2 separate regions of the Homo sapiens genome follow, and region 1 is linked to region 2. The links are chromatin contacts, found by Hi-C or POLR2A ChIA-PET in ENCODE. All regions are on one chromosome and are shown on one strand. The core of a region is the stretch at or near the end of the contact, and the rest is flanking DNA. Distances in the headings are between cores, read along the strand shown.

Region 1 (2,700 bases), core at 65-2,564, 150 kb before region 2:
CACAGAACAACACTGTACATGAGGACAAAAACGTCTTTGCTGATTGGATGGAGACAGAAGCCTGCATCAATTTCAGCAACTGAAAGATACAAAAACATTTCCTTGTTCAACAGGTCAGGGGACTGAGGGAACCCCAAGTCAAATGCCATTTATTTCCTCTTATCTTTAAGGAGTTATTATCCGAGCTCTTTCTGGTCCATGGAATTCTTCCAGTCACCTCTGTTCTGAATGACACAATCAGTGCACACTCACGAATATAATGTCAGGGCACAATAGCTGCTAGTGTGCTGAGCAGCCAGGCCCTGATTTGGGAATAAAATTTTCACTTGGTTCTTGACTTGAAAATTCATGTTCTAAACATGTCCCTAGATGGTCTCAGCATGATTCACCCCCATTGGTTAAAAATAGAAACCTCGCTGGAACAATAGGAGCTAGATTAAACAGCTTCTGTAAAATAAATAAATAAATAAACTAGAACTCAGATAAATCCATATATTTGGGTCTTTAAAAACTGTTAAATTAAAAAAAATCAAAAGTTGTTATTTCTGTCTTTATCCAGCTCTTCCTATTAGTCCACGAATTGAAGAAGTTCTTTATCAAGTTTCTAAGCTGGTTTGCCAGTTTTTCTTTTTATGGTCAGATGAGAAGAAATATAAATTTTTTTTTTCCAGCTGCAAATCTTTTTCAATTCTTTTGCAAATGACAGTCCAATGAATTTGAAACGAGCTAGGTAGAAGGGGTAATATTTGCATTTTGAATATCTCTTTCCAAAACAACTTCTCACAGTTAAGACTTTTTTTTTTTTTTTTTTTTTTTTTACTTCTTTGACAAGTTGAAATCAAAACCTGAGAGGCTCTAAGACTTCCCAGTTCCTAGTTTGGGCTTTGCTGGATGCTGAGCTATTTTTACCCCTGGCTTAGAGCCATCTGGTTTCCCTTTGAAGGTTCACGTTGGTGTTTTTCAGTGCAGCTGGTCACATGTGCTTTGCTTTCCCAAGTAAATGCTGGTGACCTGGGGAGGAATGTATCCAGACTCTCCTGGCATCTCCGTCCTCACCATATCCTTCCCTGGTCATTGATACCGTTCATTGTCATGGCTGAGTCCTGGGCTTAGTGGCCACGAACACTTCAACTCTTTCTTGCATCTAAGCATTGAAGCTTTTTCTGGTCTATGGGATTTAATAGAATATCAGTGCAGCAGACAGAGCCCGGGAGCTGGGGTTTGCAAACTCTCTGGTGAACCGACTGGCATGTACCCTGGCAATGTGGCCCAGCACTTTCTGCCACTTGGCTTTGCTGTTGAGAGCGTTGTGCCAGGTGAATGTTAAGGAACTGAGTGCCTTGTCACAGTAAAACTACGCTGTGGACAGGCAATTTGAAAAATGTATTTTCAAGGCTGACTTAGGGGAAAGAATAAATCATCTTACCATGTGACATTAGCCTTAGCCAGGGCTTGCTCTGCTGATGGCTGTAACTTAGCACTGCCAAGAAAGCCCTTCTAATGATCTGGACTTCCTTGTTTGTCTTTTTCTTTTTAAAATTGAGCCCGGAGCATTGACTGTCACCATTTGTAGAAGTGTAAGTTTCTTTGCCTTATCAACACCTTCCTTCAATTAATATTTATAGAGTGCCTGAAGGATCAATGTCGTACCCACACCTCTGACTTCTCACATTTACAATTGGTAGCAAGGAGGAACAGCAGCTGCCTTCATTTGTAGCAGCCCTTCTCTGCAAGATGAACAGCGGTCTTTTTATTCTGCCACACTGATTGATTTCCTAAAGGTCTTTTGGTGACAGTGTCTCCCGGAAGTACAGAAAAACCCCAATAATTGATATGGGATTATATAAATAAAAATAAGAGATTTTCACACCTGAAAAACGTTTCTCTGCATTATCACGTCTACCCCAAATCTTTGGTGTGCAGCTCCAGAATAGGGTAACCACATACAGAAAGCAGTGAGCTTCTACATGCCTGGAGATGGAGAAGGATGGGCTATGCCGTGTCCTATAAAGTTAACTTAATTACTGCAGGCCAGATTTTTCTCTTTAAGGAATTTTTTTTTTTTTTTTTTTTTGAGATGAGGTCTCACTCTGTCACCCTGGCTGGAGTGAAGTGGTACGATCATAGCTCACTGCAGCCTTGAACTCCTGAGCTAAAGCTATCCTCCCACTTCAGGCTCCAGAGTAGCTGGGACTATAGGTGTTCACCACCATACCTGGGCCAATTTTTAAATTTTTTGTAGAAATGTGGTCTTGCGGCCAGGCGCGGTGGCTCATGCCTGTAATCCCAGCACTTTGGGAGGCTGAATCAGGTGGATCATTTGAGGCCAGGAGTTTGAGACCAGTGTGGCCAACATGGGAAAACCCCCTCTCTACTAAAAATACAAAAATTAGCCGGGTATGGTGGTGCATGCCTGTAATCTCAGCTATTCGGGAAGTTGAGGCAGGAGAATCCCTTGGACCGGGGAGACAGAGGTTGCAGCGAGCTGAGATCACGCCACTGCACTCCAGCCTGGGCGACAGAGCAAGACTCGGTCTCAAAAAAAGAAAAAAAAGAAAAAGAAATGAAATGGGATATTACTATGTTGCCCTGGTCGGTCTCAAACTCCTGTCCTCAGGTGGTCCTCCTGCCTCTGCCTTCCAAAGTGCTGAGATTACAGGCATGAGCCACCGCACCTGGCCAAAAATGTTCTTAATATCA
Region 2 (2,981 bases), core at 238-2,737:
AAATACTTTATTATAATTCTATAAGACATTAATGTAAATCTAATTTATTATAAAGAACCTAAAAGTAAAATTAATAAGCTTCTGTATATGTAAAATTAGTTGCAGGTGATCCATTCTGAATCAAAAAATTATTTTATATTTATCTACCCACCCATGGGTCCATCCATTCATCCATCCATCCATCCGTATATCCTGCAGTAGTGCTGTTTACAGGTACATGTAAGATTGCACTTCTCCACCTCTTGATGTTAGTTATGGCCACATGACTTGTTTAGTCAATAGAATGTGAGTGGGAGTGAAGTGTGTCACCGCTGGGCAGAAGCCTTTAGCAGTCAGTGCACTCTGTCTCTTCTTCCTACCCTCCAGCCCCCATTGCTGACTGCTGATGTTCCAGGTGGTGGGAGTTCTCCCCACCTGGGTCTGAGCACGTGGGCTTGTGGAGCAGAGTTCACAGAGGAAATGCAGTAGACAGAGAGTGTCTGGGGGAATATAAACTTTCGTTGTTATATGCTGCTAAGGTTTAGGCATTGCTTATTACCACAATATTATTTATAACTTAATTTTAACAAGTATTTTCACTATATTACATTTCAAATATATTTTTCAAATATGGCTTAGTGATGTAGAAATTAAAATAAATAGTTATTAACATTGCATGAGGCTAATTACTTTTAGGTAGTTGCTATTGATCTAACAGTTGCGCTGTAGAAAGTTCATATTCATTTTCTTGTCAAAACTTGGTAATTTTTACATTTTCTTCTTTGATAGACATGCATCTCCCCTCTGCAACCACTGTGGCAAGGCTTGAGAAAGGGTGATATGTCTTGTAAGATGTCCCTGTTTTACTTGATTATTCCAGTTTAATATTAATATATTAACCCAGGAGTGTGCTATCCTGGATACTTTTGATTTGTGTTTCCTTTCATCACTAATAAAACTAGAAGACAAATGTATCTACATTGTTCTTAGAGTCCCCTGTTTCATTACTACATTTCACAATTATTTTTGCTTAGCAAGCGAGGGCTATCAATATCAAAGTATAATACACCCCCTCCCTTCTGATAAAAAACTTTCCTATTTTTTTTGAAAGGCTTGAGTGTATCAAATGGTGTATTTTCATATGCAATTAGTGTTTTAATTGTACCTTTATTTTCTTTCTCACTTTGGAAGCATAGCATCTAGAATTGCTTTCTTCCTCATTGTTTTCATTTCTGTGTTCAGTTAAAAGCTAAATGAAAGGATGTTAACTGCCAACTTTAAAAATACATTTTATTTGTGAATTTCATTTGTTTAAATTGGAATGTTATAAATTATACAGATGGTAAAAATTTGATTTTCATTACTTGACAAAGTTGGCATGTATCTTTGTCTTTTAATTTGAATAAATATTTGGCTAGCCACTATTGTGTGCCTAGTAAATTTAGGTAGTGTTTCAAGCCACTTTTTAATATTATGTGCCTCCACTAGGTGGTGCTCATTCCTTCGGGACATCTGAGACCTAGCTTAAAGAATTTAGTTCTGTCACTGATGGGTTAAAGATAAAAGAAGCAAATTCAGGCCAAAGCAGTACGAAAAACTTGTGAAATTTTTTTATTTCATGTAATGAGTTGTGAAACTCTGTAGTAGAGGTATTTATTATTATTAATGTATGATATTTCCAAGAAATCAGTAATTTTATTATATGGCTCATTTATATAAAATGTATTTAAATAGTTATTATAGATTGTGTTAGATGATGGGGATGCAATGGTGAAAAACAGACACGGTGGTCTTAAACCATATGACTCTTGGAATCAACACTCAAGTAATCACTTGAGTAAGTGTGTAATTATTACTGAGATAGGGACAGGTTTTTGGTGCTTTGAGTGTATAAGGGGCAGAGAAGGGGGTATTTTCCAAGATTCTGGGAAGTTTTATTGAAGAACTGATCACTGATCTAGTTAAATAAGATCTGAAAGTTGCTGAAGAATTAACCAGTGTGAGTGTGTTGGAGGAGAAATTTCACAGTGATGAGGTTAGTGTGGGGTTGCAAGGAGTTCTTTATCTGCACCCCAGTCGTTGTAATGGTTGGATCCAATGGACCTTTTCAGTCCTGGAGACATCTGTTCTTCAGCTTTAATTTCTTGATAATTTCCTTCCCTCAGCTCTTCTCCTCTTCCATCTTTCTAGAAGTTCTTTTAGGTGAATATTGGCCTTTCTGGATTTTACCTTTGCTTTTAAAGAGATTTCTTCAACTTTTACTACATTTCTCTTTAAAATCTTAAAAATTCGCTGCTGCTATTTTAATTCCAGTACATTTGAGAAGAATGTCTCTGTTTCTTTTTTGTAACATCTTAGTCTCATTCCATGGATACACTATAGAATCTTTCTGAGGATAATTAAACAAAACAAAAGCCCCCTTTTTGTTGATTCTGTGTTCCATGAACTTTTCAAAGTTCTAAGTACCTTGTTTCTCTCTTCCAGCAACCCTTTAGATAGATATTAATCTTTACCCCATTGTAAAGATTAGAAGAATGAGGTACCACTTTGATTACACAGCCAGTTAGGTGGTAGAGCTGGTCTTGAACCCAGGTGGTCTGACTCAAGTTCTACATTTTTACTATCATGCTACTCTGCTTGTTGATGAGTATTCAGTAGAATGGTTTCGGTTTCATTTTCAATTCTCCTCATTTTGTTCACAATTTTTCTTTACTCTGGGACTTTTTTTTTCCTGTTTTGCCTGCTTGGTGTTTATCCTGTGGGGGCTTTCCTCAAATGTCTGCTTATTCTTGGTTGTCTGCCTGTGTTTAATAGTGAGTTGTTAAAAGAGCTGATTGGAAGATCTATGTGTTGGAGCAGGGCCTGGTGACAGGTGGAATCTCTGTAGAACAGTGGTTTTCGACTGAGTTGGATTCCTTCTCGCCTTTCCTGGTCATTTGGCAACATCTGGAGGCATCTTTGATGGTGATGACTTGAGGAGGGGGTACTGCTGGCATCTAGGA

Evidence for each region. Hi-C counts contacts between places; a loop is a spot of excess contacts on that map. ChIA-PET counts read pairs that join two places held with the same protein, here RNA polymerase II (POLR2A). Pooled maps may share reads with other maps.
Region 1: a loop to region 2 is called in a pooled map, with 2.2 times the contacts of the local background. The contact joins two enhancer-like sites. A Hi-C loop is called at or near these places in 1 of 168 maps with a recorded cell type or tissue (naive thymus-derived CD4-positive, alpha-beta T cell) and 11 of 50 pooled maps. POLR2A ChIA-PET finds 5 or more read pairs at or near these places in 3 of 52 experiments (CD4-positive, alpha-beta T cell, CD4-positive, alpha-beta memory T cell and naive thymus-derived CD8-positive, alpha-beta T cell).

Annotation. Positions count from the first base shown.
Region 1 is chr10:28,325,350-28,328,049 of GRCh38, reverse strand. It overlaps a transcript of MPP7 not described here. Among named protein-coding and RNA genes, the nearest start is that of MPP7-DT, 24 kb to the right of the region's middle. Within about 2 kb of position 1,314, at least 20 of the 41 ENCODE cell types and tissues checked have a DNase peak (open chromatin) inside an H3K27ac peak, as active enhancers do.
Region 2 is chr10:28,178,182-28,181,162 of GRCh38, reverse strand. All of the region lies in intron 3 of MPP7 (MAGUK p55 scaffold protein 7), which reads left to right. Among named protein-coding and RNA genes, the nearest start is that of SNORD130, 110 kb to the right of the region's middle. Within about 2 kb of position 1,487, at least 6 of the 41 ENCODE cell types and tissues checked have a DNase peak (open chromatin) inside an H3K27ac peak, as active enhancers do.